Regions from separate parts of the Homo sapiens genome. Here region 1 is linked to region 2. Evidence: chromatin contacts called from ENCODE Hi-C or POLR2A ChIA-PET data. All regions are on one chromosome and are shown on one strand. Each heading gives the region's core, a stretch centred on a gene start or an enhancer-like site at or near the end of the contact. The rest is flanking DNA. Distances are from core to core; before and after follow the strand shown.

Region 1 (6,677 bases), core at 1,553-4,052, 350 kb before region 2:
TCTCCTGCTCTTCCAGCCAAGGGGGAGGCCCCCTGCTTGGGAGCTCCTGGGGGCTGTGGCTTGATAGCAGCAATCTCAGAGGTATCTGGTGTTACTTGGGTGTTGCTGTGGGAACCTCACCACTCATGGGTTACCCTTTACACTGGTGACCTTTTCTTTCGTGTCTGAGCAGGATGACATCTCAAATGTCAAGAACTTTAATTTTCACTTAGCAACGTCCCTGTGAGGTGATTTCCAGCCAACTTGGAAGCGGAAAGTTCAGGCATTTCTGAGTGGGTCGAATAATAACAATTTAAAAAGGATCCTCAAACAAAATGAAAAAGGCCCCAGAAAACCCAGACTCTCACCGATCCCCAAACCCCGTCATGCTTCTGTTTCCTCAGGAAGGTGACGCGGTTTCAAGCTCTTGTTGCATGTCAGGTGCACTGGCTATAGTGGGAGCTGGTGGCACTAGTGAGTGGGACGTTTCAGTTCTAAATGGATCAGGGAAGTTGCATCCTCCCCCATCTCCACCACTCGCTTGCCTACCGCAGCCTCTTTCCCCACCCCCCACCTGCAGGTGTAGCTGCTGCTGTTTCTCCCGAGGCGGCCACTGAGAGCCACAGTGTTCTCCCCTCAGGGTGCCCTTTGGCTTGTTGCTTGTGGCTACTCAGCCAGGTAAGACAGCGACATACCATCTTCTCAACATCTTCCCCAAGACCTGGACTAACTGTGGCATCAGACGTAATTGGGGTTTGAATCCTGGCTCTGCAACTTCCACATGGGTGGCTTAACTTGGCCAGGCGCAGTGGCTCACACCTGTAATCCCAGCATTTAGGCGGGTGGATCACGAGGTCAGGAGATCGAGACCATCCTGGCTAACACGGTGAAATCCCGTCTCTACTAAAACTACAAAAACAAAATTAGCCGGGCGTGGTGGAGGGGGGTGCCTGTAGTCCCAGCTACTCAGGAGGCTGAGGCAGGAGAATGGTGTGAACCCGGGAAGCGGAGCTTGCAGTGAGCTGAGATCGCGCCACTGCACTCCAGCCTGGGCGACAGAGTGAGACTCCGTCTCAAAAAAAAAAAAAAAAAAAGTGACTTAACTTTTCTGATTGTCAATTTTCTTGCCCATAAAATAAGGAAAAATACATTTTAACCCGTAGAGTTGTTTCAGAGATGAAACGAAGTGACATATGAGGTATATTTGATATGACAGTCAACACCAGTTAAGGGTTTATCCTGTGCTGGTCACTATTGTAAGCTCTTCTAAGCACTGTGTGAACTCATTCATTCTCCTCTAATGACCCTTAGAGGTAGGTAACATTATTATTATCTCCATTCTTAACATTTTCTAAAAACAGTTATAGTGAGAGAAATTAACGTACTATACAATTTACCCATTGAAAGTGTACAATCCATTGCTTCTTGGCATATTTTTAAAAATTGTGGAAAAATATATAAAGCTTATCATTTTTATAATTTATATTTTATAATTCATATCAGAACCTGGCGATGTGAATTATATTCATAGGGTTGTGCAGCCGTCACCACTATCAACTTCCAGACCATTTTTATCCCTCCCAAGTAGAAACACTGCACCATGTTATGCCCATTCTACAGATGAGAAAACCGAGGCACAGAAAGATGAGGAAACTTGTTCAAGGTTATGCAACCAGTGTCTGGCAGAGCCCGTGTGTGAGCTCAGGTCATTTGGCTCAGAGCTGGTGCTCTTCACCTGCAGGAGGAGCTGGGTATTCTGTAGCCTCTAACTGAGAACCCATTCCGTGCCATGCTCTTTCCTTCGGCCATTGTAACAAGGCTGCAAGACAGACAACGATTGCTGTTCCCATTTTGCAGCTTAGGAAACCGAAGCTCAGGGAAGTTAGACAACTTTCTCAGGGTCACAGCCATGGTGAGCGGCAGAGCCAGCTTTTGACCCCGGGGTCTCACTGACCCCAGAGTTCACAGCAGAGTCGCAGAGCTTTCCTGGTGTCCAGCTTAGAGAGCACACAGTAGGTGCGCGGAGTGCGAGCTGAGCTGCCCTTCGAGATGCAGTTCCGAGGGAAGCCTAGGCCCGGGAGACCCCAGCGGGTCCTGCAGATAAAGGAAAGTTCTCCAGTCAGCCCCGGAGGAACGCTGATCCCGCTGATCCCGAGGCAGGGCCCGAGGTTCCTGTTCGGGGCCTCCCTGCTGTGAAGGAGTCCTGGACCCCCGAGAGGTCCATGGAATTCTGCAGGGGAAGGCCTGATATGGAGGCCTGTGGAAGTCACCGAGGAGCCCCTCTCATACCACCTCACACTTATTTCTTCAGGACTTCAAAGTGCCTCGCCGGGAGGAAACCATGGGGGTCTGCCTGAAGCTGTTAAAGTAGCCGGCAGGATTCGATGTGTGCCCTGATTGCCAGGGTAGGGGCGGGGGGTGTAAAAGAGAGAAAGATTATACACAGGCCTAGGAATGATGAAAGGTCTTAAGCAATGAGGGGGACTTGAAAAGAGGCGACCAACAGGTCGGCTGGTATGCCTGGAGACGGGAGGCGGTGCGTGTGGAGAGTAGCAAGCTGTGCGGAATGAGGCTGGGAAGGTGAGCCTGGAGGCCCTCCCTGAGGCTGGATTGTGGGAGGAGCGGTGGGCAGGACCTTGAACATGACCCTGCGAGGCGGGCCGGGAGGGGGCGTGGCATGCTGCGGCAGTGGGCGGGCTTTGGCTGGGGCTGGGCATAGTCACGGCAGTGGGCGAGGTGTCGCCTGGCCCCGCCCCGTGGGTCCCACCCCCGGGGTGCACCCCCCTCCCTGGAGCTCTGGCTGCGTGCTGGCTCCCAGAAGAGGAACCTGCTGCAGGCGCCGGCGCGGGCGGCGAGGACGACCTGTTTTTCTGACCCAGCCCGGAAGCGCTGGTGCAGGTGGTCTCTGAATGAGGGTTCCTCTTTGCCTCTGATGTCTGGAAGGGGAATTCAGCAAGAGGGACTCCAGTCTGGAGCTCTGACCCCAACTTCCTCAATCCAGGCCCTCAAAGAGGGCGGCCTGTGTCACCGGGCGCCGGATTCCCCGGGGGGTGCCCGGGGTTGGGGCGGCACATTCCCACCTGGAGTGCCCTCATGCCTGGCTATGCCGGACCTGCAGGGTCACACCCTCTCTCTGGACCTTTCCCTCCCCTGCACCCCCGCCCACGCCCCAGGCCCTCTGCTGCTTAAGCCATGGCCCTGGGTCTGTATCCTGACCTGGGCTGGTCATTGTTCTGCATTGGGTAGTTTAATTACAACTTTCTCTGCGCTTATCTGGTCTATGAGCTCGTGATCGCAGGGACCCTAGCACAGGGTCTGGGACTTACTGAGAGATCAGTAAATGTTCATGGATGGTGGACATGGGTGTGTAGGATGCCGGTCTCCTCCCCTGAGAAGGGGCTTGGGCAGAGGAGTCCCTAGTTCGCCAGGAGCAGCCTCGCCCCACCTGACCAGGCCTGGGACAAACCAACAGGTTGCTGTCCTGGAAGGAAAGGGGTGCCTCCTTCCACCTGGGGAGGCTGAGCTGCTTCTCTCCTCTTAGGCCCTGTGCTGCAAGGCGCCCATACCTCCAGTCCGCACCTCAGGAGTCCTTCCCGTGTCCTCTGGGAGTTCCTGCCCATGCTGGCTGAGGCCCCAGGTCTGCCTGGGAGCAGTCCCACAGAGGGAAGGTGGTGGAGGAAGGGGCAGGGATGCTGGCTGAGGAAAGGCCCTCTTTCCTACGATGGCTGTACCCAGGAAGCCGGCCGCAGGTTCCCTAAGCCGAGGCAGCGCTGGCTGTAGTTTCTCTGGGCTCCTGGGCTGGTGCACCTGCCCCTGCCTTCAGAACGGGCCCCTGTGCATGGCTGGCATCTGTGATTGGGGGTAGTGCGTGTTTCTGAGTAATGTGAAAAGAGCAGCTTCTTTGACTTCACCATTCCTAGAAAATGGCCTCAACTTGCTGGAAGAGTGGGGACAGAGGGTCTCAGTTTCTCATGTGAAGCTTGCAGGCCATTGTCTTCAGCACCCAGCATGTTTTGGGGCCTTTGAGGGACTTGAGGGGCTTTTTGAGGAACTCTGGGCATGGGGTTTTAGCCGAGGCTGAAAGTGGAGTTCCCAGGCTGCTGTGCTGAGTCCCAGCTCCCTGCAGCCTCCTGGGTCTGGCCACGTCCACCCGCCCTCCTCCTTTCTCCTGCAGTTGTGCCTCTTTTCCCTGCTGCCTCCTCAGCCAAGCCCAGGGAAGGACTTAAAGGGCAGTGGAGGGGGAAAGAGGCTGGTGGCCTTGATGCCTCTAGGCAGCCGCCTGTTCTCTGGGCTCTGGGCCTGGGTGCCCAGGGAGGATGAGTGTCAGTGGATTTATTTTGCATCAGAAGGAACAGACTGCTCCAGATGCCTTTTCTGGAGTGTTAGGACTTGGGGCAAAAGAGATGGGCCCATCTCCTGAGTTTAGTGCCTGGAGTTTGCTTTAGTGCTAAAGCAAGAAGTAAAAATGGGATTTAAAGAAACCAAATGGAATCACAGTCATGGAGTGTCAGACCTGGACGATGCCTTGGTGACGAGGTGACTCCCTTCCCTTGGCAGAGCAGTGGAAGAAACTGAAGCTCTGAGAAATTCAGGGATGTGCTAGAGGTTCCAGAACTAGGCCTGGAACTTTCTTCGGGGTTCAGTGCTATGCCCGAAACAGTGGAAGGAGCCCGCAGTGTGGCACAGAGCCCCTTCAGAGCTCCAGCAATCTTGAGCTTAGCGTATGAGTAGACCCTGGAAGCCAGAGGACTGCCTGCCATCTCCCCAGAGTTCTCAGGACCAGTGCTGCTGAGGTGATGCACTTGAAGTGTGTGTCCACAGTGGTCAAAAGTTAGCGCTGGGGCCCTGTGCCCTGGCTCCCACATCTCCAGGTCTGGCCTCCATCGGCCCCTCCCTTTCCTTTGTGGCCTTGGCCTTGGCTTATCAGTGTCTCTGCCAGGATGTCCTCATCCTAGAGGGTGAGCTGATAAGGCAGTCTCATAGGATGCAGGGTTGGAAGGTGCCTCAGGGACACTTCAGCTGAGCCCTCTGTGAAAACACCAACCCCTGCAGGAGGTGGCAGGCGGAGGGGCCCAGGCTGCACTCAGGCTGTAGGAAGTTTGTTTCTGTGTTTGCCCTCCCCATGGGCTGCACCATCCTCAGTGCAGGGGCTTCAGCTTCCACACCTAGCACAGTGCCGGCCTTGCTGGACACTCAAGAAAGGTGAGTTCCCTCCTGCTGGCTGCCTCCGCCGCTGTCTCACCAGCCTGGGTGCTGGGTGGTGCCCGCACTCCTGGTGTGCTGCCTGCCTGCTTGCAGGAAGTCCTGATGCCAGTGCACCCTTTGCTTGAAGAGCTAGTGAGCTCCCTGTGGGAGGTGGGGCCTCCTAACAGTCTCTCCGCACATCCTGCCCTGCTCCTCCCAGCTTCCAGATCATGGAGGATGCCCCCAGCTGCTGACTTGTACGCAGTGGCACTGCAATTTCCAGAAGAAACCTCAGACCTGAAGAATCTATCTGCCCAGGCATCTGCCCCTCCCACCCTGCTGAGAGTCCCTGTCCTCTCTGGAGCTGGCCTCCTGGGGCCCTTTTCCTCACTGTCATGGCCCTTGGGAGACTTTCCTTCTCCCTTCCCTAGGAGGAAGCCCTCAAGCCCCATGTCGGTGACCCTGGGGCAGCTCAGTGTTTCCTGCCTCAGCAGCTCTGCCCACCTCCAGTCCGTCAGCAGATTCTCCCTTGCTGGTCTGGCCTTTCGCTCCAGCAGTGGCAGGCACAGCTGCCCACGTATCTACTCCTGTGTCACCTGCAATCTTGTCCCAGAAAGAAAGGCTGTAAGGATGTTCTCATCTGCTCCATTCTCATGCTTAAAGGGCAGGAAGGACCGTGGGACCTCCCCTCAGGGTCAGGGCCTGATTGGACACAGTCACCAAAGGGCTCCCCGAGGGAGCTTCGTGAAAAATGCCTGATTGTCACATGGTCACAGAACAACATAAGCCATAATGCTATCGTACCATATACCACTCATTTCATGTACTAATTTCCTATTTTGTCGTATGGAAAATATTTGACAATGCCTCTAGGGGAACATTCGAGTGTGCACTGGGGGTGGTGCTGGTGAGTGCCTGCTGGAGTGATCTGTGCGAAGCTGCATGCTCACCCTTTCCCCCACCTACCCCACTTCCCTGAATGTTGAGACTCATTTAAAGTCGCAATTTTTTTTAAGTCTCCTTTGCTGAGTAGCAGAGTTTCGCCTTCCAAGCGTGGATGATCGATTCAGAAGTTCAGTTGTTCATTCATTAAATAAGTCAAATTTATTGAGCACCTACTATGCACCAGGTGCAATGCAAGATAGGCTGTGGGGTACAACAGTAAATGAGACTGGCACAGCCCAGTCCTCATGCAATTGTGGGTCCGTTGGTTTGAGTCCTAATTCTGCCATTCGCTCTGTAACCCTGGGCAAGTCATTTAATCTTTCTGAACTTTAGTGCTTTTATCTATAAAGTGAAGATTGGAATTCTTGCCTCACTGAGTTTTCCTGGTACATAGTTGACACTCAATAAATGGCAGCTATTCTTTTTACTATTTTCCAGGCCTTGAGCTTCCTTTTTTCTTCTCGCTGTGGAAATTGCCTGGAAAGCTATGAACTGTTGGTTCTTGAATCAGTTGGCTGCCCCGGATGTCTGAATCCCTTGGAAGGAACCTGGAGGAGTTGGCTGATGGG
Region 2 (6,576 bases), core at 2,470-4,969:
ATGATTCCCAAATTAATCCAGGCAACAGAATCATCTGGAGGAACTTTAAAAAAATACACATTTAGGGCCCCATCTCAGACCCACATCAGAATTGCCGTGGTCACAGCTCATGTCTCTGTTTTAAGGAGATCTGTAGACTGGTTTGGGAAACTGGAGCATAGTTTTATGGTCACACTTTCTCTGTATCTTTTTGAAAATATGTGCAGATTACTTTGGAGTTACCCTTTTATAGGGGAGAATTCTAGAGTAAGTTGTGCTTTAGGGATTCTCACCTCCCTTCTATACATAGAAAATTGAACCCCAGAAAGGTTTGCTACTTGGTCTAGGTTGCACAGCTGCTGGAGGCAGTCAGGATTTGAACCCAGGCCTTCAGTTGCCCCACCCAGGGATCTTTCAGTCCTGCTCTGTGATTTCTGTGATTTCTTAGTCCTGCTCTGAAGCAGCCCAGTGGACTATAGTGAATGCAGACAAGCCCTGCAGGTTATCGAAAATTTTTCAGTTTTCTAGGGAAACACAGTGCTACTCAACATCTGTCAGGCAGTGTGTGGACTACTAGTTGAGATGGTTCAGTCTCAACAGTGGGTCCTGCTGTATTCCTTTTAATAACATACCTTTGCAAAGCTGGATTTTTGGAAGTGGCTTAGATAAAAAGTCCCTATTGTGGAAAAATCAGTATGAAACTGGAAATGAGAGTAGCAATGTCCACTCTGAGTCCAGGGATTGAGAAGTTGTGTGGGGCCCTAAGGATATATACAGCTATTAGTAAATAACTATTTTAGAATGAAATAAAAATGGCCTCTTTTCTTTCAATTTGTGTCTTATTTTTCAAATGGCTTCTAGCTTCCTAGGACATACACGCTTATAACCGAAGAAGTACTTAATAAGGGGAACCATTAGAAATTTCTTTTGGCACAAGGGCACTGTGAACAAATTACAGAGATGCTAGGGCACTTTGAGCAAAGAAAGTTTGAGAACTGGGTCATGCTGCCTTCCACTGCACACACTGAATTTTTACTTGGGCATTCCAAAGCTTTGGCTTCATTGGTTTAAAAAAACTAACAAACAGATGACATCTTCTCTTCTCTTGGTATCATTGGCCTCACCATTTATTTCATGTCGCTTAATTGCAGGCAAATCTATTTATGAATGTTTCAGATGACAGTAGTTTTTGTGACAGCAGCAAAACTCCTGAAAATGAGTTTCTCCTGAAATGAGGCTGTATTCAGAGTTCTTGGAGGAGGAGCAGGTTGCTGAGAGCACGAATGAATAGAGGGCAGTTCATCTAGCCAAAATATCTGCCCTACTGCCTGTTGGTCTACCATTATAACCCCATTCCTATGCGTTCTGCTGATAGTAGGGTCTTCAAGAAACTCCACAGAAATGCAGAGGTTTCTTGGCAGCCAAATCTTGGTAAGCTTTAGTTGTTACTAAAGAGTCAGACTGGAGGAAGAGGATGCAGTTTACCTGATTCTGGAGGTAGAAAATTCCAGGAGGGTGTGGGGCTCAAGGGTTGTCCCCCTAAAGGTTTGCAGAAAAATCACTACCATGAGGCAGATTAACAGGAGAAAAAGCGTACACATTTATGTCACATGTATACACGGGAAACTTCAGAATGAAGCCCCAAGCCCAGATGAGGTACAGAAGCTTCCTGAGGTTGCAAAAAGAATGTGGACTCAGAGCATGGCCCCAAACAGGTTATGGTGGTAAATTAGGATTTAGTGGAAAGACAGATTGTGAGAAGGAAAAGGAAGACGCCTGGGTGGCAAAGGTGACCTTAGTATGTAGACAAAGCCTCTCAGGTAGTAGCCCTCAGAGAGAGTAGATGCTGCTTCTTTTCAGGCTTTTAAAGGTGACAGACTCTCAGTTTTTCTCCTAGATCCAGGAAAGACCTAGAAAGAGAAGGCCTGGCTACATCACTGGAGATTCTCTACAGATGCAAGTTTCCCCCACCTCAGTCTGCCTGCCCTGCAGCAGCCATTTCAAAGTATGGGATAAAATGGTTTGATTTCCTTCAAGGAAAACTCAAATGGAAAGATGGACAGCCTGCTTATGGAGCAGTTCTACCTATGAGTGGTTGGCTTTGTCATAGGGAAGTAGCCACATACAAGGGCCATAAAGCTGAAATAGCCACATGCAAGTGTTTGAAGGGGAAAAGCAATTGTCCTCATGGAGAGCTCTGATTCTGGAGCTAATTCAGATTTTGCCAAACGATTCGTTACACTTTTTAGTTATCTTGTTTAATAGATAAAAACAACTTTTTCCACTTACTGTTTTTACCTTTCTTGAAGCCTTTTTTTTTTTTTTTCCTGGTCTCATTTAGTTTTTGCCACAACCCTTGGGAAGTAGGAGGTCAGGGTTATCCTTCCTGATCTTAACAGACAGGGACCAGAGCGGGTAGATGACTTGAGCTGATTAAGGAGGAAAAGCAACAGGACCTTAGACTTGGTCCCTTAGTCCAGTGCTCTTTCCTCTGCCACCTCTTTATGGGTGTAAGAAAATGTTAAAGATGAGTGTGATTATGAACTTAAAAGATAAACAAACACTGATTCTGGGCTCTAACGAAGCTAGGGGCCATCGCCCAATGCTGCAGTCACAGTCAGGGCCCTTGGTTCAGCCCTCATGCTCCTCTAACGCCCGTTACCTTTTTTCCTGTTTTTTGTTTTGTTGTTTGTTTTGGGACAGGGTCTCACTCTCTCTCTCAGGTTGGAGTGCAGTGCACGATCTCTGCTCACTGCAACTTTCATCCTCCTTGCTCAAGCCATCTTCCCGCCTCAGCCTCCCGAGCAGATAGGACTATAGGCAAACATCACCAGGCCTGGCTAATTTTAAAATTTTTTGTAGAGATGACATCTCACTATATTGCCCAGGCTAGTCTCAAACTCCTGGGCTCAAGTAATCCACTCACCTCAGTCTCCGAAAGTGCTGGGATTACAGGCATGAGCCACTGCACCCTGCCCTTCCCCATTACTTTGACTATTGCTATTTATTTATCACCTATTGTGTACCAAGCATATTGCATCTTCCCTTTTAGGTTCCTTAAATATAATCTTAAAATGTGATCATTGGCACAGAATTCAGCTTTCTGAGTTACTACATTTCCCAAAACATGAGGTTGAAAGGGACTTTCTTCACAGAGGCAGGCAGTGTGTCTGTCTGTCTGTCAGAGCTATATGGGCTCTCCCAGCTCCACAAGGTCCTCCCCATTTATGTGCCCTACAGGTGTAAAATCAAAGGAGGGGCAAAATTGTTTTGTTGTAGGAGAGACGAGCACATGAAGGAAATGTCTGCACAACTGGAGTGCCGGGAGAACAATAAAGCCAATCCCATAGAGAGGAAGCACACAGGGTGTCTCCATGTCTCCAATGGAATAAATCATCTGCAAGGGCTGTGGTTAATGTTCGGTCTGAACGAGGACCACACAGCTGGGACACTCTGTACTTTTGATCTGGCCTTTCAAGCTTGGGTGATGCCAGGAAATTGCATTTAATGGACTGAATGAAAGCTGCCGTATAGAAAACGAGAAGAGATTATTATAAAAACAATAGAGACCATTTCACCGCCCTCACTGCCTCACACCTGTTTTTTGCGTGGGGTCCATGAATCTGGGCTTTGGCAGGGAGACTGGGACTCCGGGGCCACAAGGCCACAGCCTGGTCAGCTTGTGGTTAGAGACTTTCTCTGCACTGTACTGGCTGTGTCAGAGAAGCACGACGTATGTGCCTGCATTGTCTTCACTGGGCAAGTCATTTCAGTTGCAGGAAGCCATGCACCTGCACTTCTTTGCCTTGAAAATAACTAATCTGCGGAGAGTGATCAGTCAGCCTTGTCAGAGCTCAGTCGTTTGGCTTTATGCTCATGGCCGCACCTGACCCTTGGGCACTGTGGGTGTATAAATAGCCTCAGAAATGGTGCTGCTCTCAAGCCCTGTCTTGCAGGACTTTACCTGTAAAGGAAAGCTTTACCTTTTCATGACAGGACTTGAGAGCTTATTTCAATAAAAGAAGAGGGAGAGAAAACCATCCTACATCCCCTGAACATGGAAACATTTCAACCCTGATGACCACTGGTTCCCACAGTGGTCAGAGGGACCTGAGGAAGAGTTTCCTTCCTTCCTCTCAGTGTGGAGCTGACACCAGGGTGGAATTTCCATAGAACTTACAGCACTGGGGGCAGGTGCAAAAGCAGAAGGGTGTAGAAACAGCTGCTTTGACTGGAGAGAGGAGAAATGCTTGTTAGCTTCCTATTTCCATATGACTGTGTGTCATCAGGGCTGACATGTTTCCGGGACAGAAATTCCCTCTTGTGAGAGAAGTATTGACATGAAATAGTTCCCCAGGATTGGGGCGAGTGTGCTGATGATAATAACACAGAGGTGATTTGTTGACACCATATGCAGTGCGTTGGTGCCCAGCTGTGTTTGATCCTCAAGGAATTCTTTGACATAGAGAAAGCAAGTGTCAATGTCATGTCCCATTATTCAGAGGGCAACGCCGAGTCTTAGAGTATTACAAAGCAGGTCAAAGAAAGGTGGATTTGGAGTTGAAGGGCAACCAGTTGATAGCTGCACAGAGGCTAAGTTACATGACCAAGGTCCTTATCTGGTAGAGACAATTGACTTTTGGCATCTGTGAGTTCTGCACAGAGTACTACCTATGGGTATTTAAATCTTCAGATGAAGGTGTACTTGATTACTCGCTCAGCTTCATAATTTACCCTTCTTTAAAAATTCCTGGGCAAATAGCCACTACTATAAAAAGTCCCCCAGCCTACTCTGGATTACAATTTCTGATGAAGATCTTTTTCCCTTTCATGTGCTTGGCCAGATATGTTTGGGGTAAACGTTATGAAGGTATTTACTGATTGGGCCCTGCTATTTTAGGGCATACGGAAAGGGAATGAGCCTTTTTCCCTTCATCATATTCTACTGGCATATAGTATATAAAAATTGAAAAGCTACATTAAGAAGGCACCATTGGCTGGGCGCAGTGGCTCACGCCTGTAATCCTAGAATTTTGGGAGACCGAGGCGGGCGGATCATCAGAGGTCAGGAGTTCAAGACCAGCCTGATCAACATGGTGAAACCCTGTCTCTACTAAAAATACAAAAATTAGATGGGCATGGTGGCACATGCCTGTAGTCCCAGCTACTCGGGAGGCTGAGGCAGGAGAATCGCTTGAACCCGGGAGGTGAAGGTTGCAGTGAGCTGAGATTGCACCACTGCACTCCAGCCTGGGTGACAGAATGAGACTCCATCTCAAAAAAGAAAAGAAAAAGAAGAGGCACTATTGTAGGTACTGAAAAATGATTCAACAACACATCAGGCCTGGTCTTGGCCCTTGCTATAGAATTAATATGGAAACAGTTTGGGTGTGAAAAGTATCTTAGACTGATGGACTCTGTCATTTTCCCTTCTGGGCATCAGTTCCCATTTATGCATCTATGAAGGTAAGAGCAGCTGCCAACTCCCAGTGGTTTCACACTTTAAAAGTAGATAGGATGCCTATTTGTACAAAGGCCAGTTGGGTGTTCTTATTGCTCTCCAGACTTCCACATGGTCATTCAGTAATCGAGCTGGTAGATGAAGAAAGAATTGAAGAATCTGTTCACATTTCATTGGCTGCAATGAGTAACATGGCCATACTTAATTGCACATCAGGCTGGTGAATACATACTAGTTTTGGCCAGGAAGAAGGGGAAACAGATTCAATGAACAATTAGTCAGTTTCTACTACTTCACTTTTGAAAATGAGGGGTTGGAATAGACCTTTTAAGTACCCTTTTAGATCTGAATTCAACTACTGCAAGATTCTAAGATTTCTGCCCTTCATAGCCTAATGACTTTGTGTGAGCTGATCTGTATATGGCATCACAAAGATGAAGTATATTCTCAGCAATATAAAAAATGAACAGTACTAGAATGGTGAAACTGGACAAAAATGCTTCTATCAAAATTGTTTAGTGAGCCCATACACATCAATGATCAATAAAATATTTTAAAGGGATTAAAAAAACCCAGGCAGCCATAGTGAAATAATGGGGCCCAAACTTACTATTCTGCTCTAAACAAGTAGAAAATTGAATCAACTCTATGAAACAACTGTTGTCAGACCCTGGAGTATAGACTGCAGGTAACGGAAACAAATGAGGTGAACCAACAGCCATGGATTCCCGCCTGGAAGCACTTTCTCAACCTCAGTGTAGGGAGAGGATTCCAGGCAGAGAATGGTGGTGTTGCTGAGCTGAGAAGACAGAGACCAGGGCTCAAGGTGGTGGAGATGCTGGAACTGGTGGGACAGGGTACTAGAAGGAGCCATGCAGGGAAAGAGTGCCAGAGATCTGTGCTGGTTTTCTCTTGGTTCCCTTGCTGATCACTAAAGTGAACATGCAGAGGATGAAATTCCATGATGCCAGGCAAGAAGGACAGGGAAGATGTAAAGTCTGTGATTCCTAGAGCTGGCATAGGTCTGGGAGATGTTCAGATTCTATCTAGCCAAAGTCAGTAGGCCTCACTGAATGCTTGGGGCATTCAGAGATACCAAATGCGTCATGCCTCAGTAGTAGGTCATAGCTAGCCCT

Evidence for each region. A loop is a pair of places that touch in the nucleus more often than their neighbours do. ChIA-PET counts read pairs that join two places held with the same protein, here RNA polymerase II (POLR2A). Pooled maps may share reads with other maps.
Region 1: a map of OCI-LY7 shows a loop between it and region 2 (8-fold over the local background). The contact joins the promoter of LINC01814 here to the enhancer-like site in region 2. A Hi-C loop is called at or near these places in 1 of 168 maps with a recorded cell type or tissue (OCI-LY7), 3 of 37 single-sample maps with no recorded cell type and 5 of 50 pooled maps. POLR2A ChIA-PET finds 5 or more read pairs at or near these places in 1 of 52 experiments (OCI-LY7).

The regions. Positions count from the first base shown.
Region 1 is chr2:8,579,917-8,586,593 of GRCh38, reverse strand. It overlaps LINC01814 (long intergenic non-protein coding RNA 1814), which reads left to right and starts at 2,802. Exons shown (of 6, transcript NR_110257.1): 1 at 2,802-2,877; 2 at 6,547-6,677. RefSeq lists enhancers at 1,506-2,184, 2,185-2,864 and a silencer at 2,542-2,911.
Region 2 is chr2:8,232,099-8,238,674 of GRCh38, reverse strand. All of the region lies in intron 7 of LINC00299 (long intergenic non-protein coding RNA 299), which reads left to right. Among named protein-coding and RNA genes, the nearest start is that of LINC00299, 93 kb to the left of the region's middle. Within about 2 kb of position 3,719, at least 4 of the 41 ENCODE cell types and tissues checked have a DNase peak (open chromatin) inside an H3K27ac peak, as active enhancers do; they include OCI-LY7, where a contact is called at or near this core.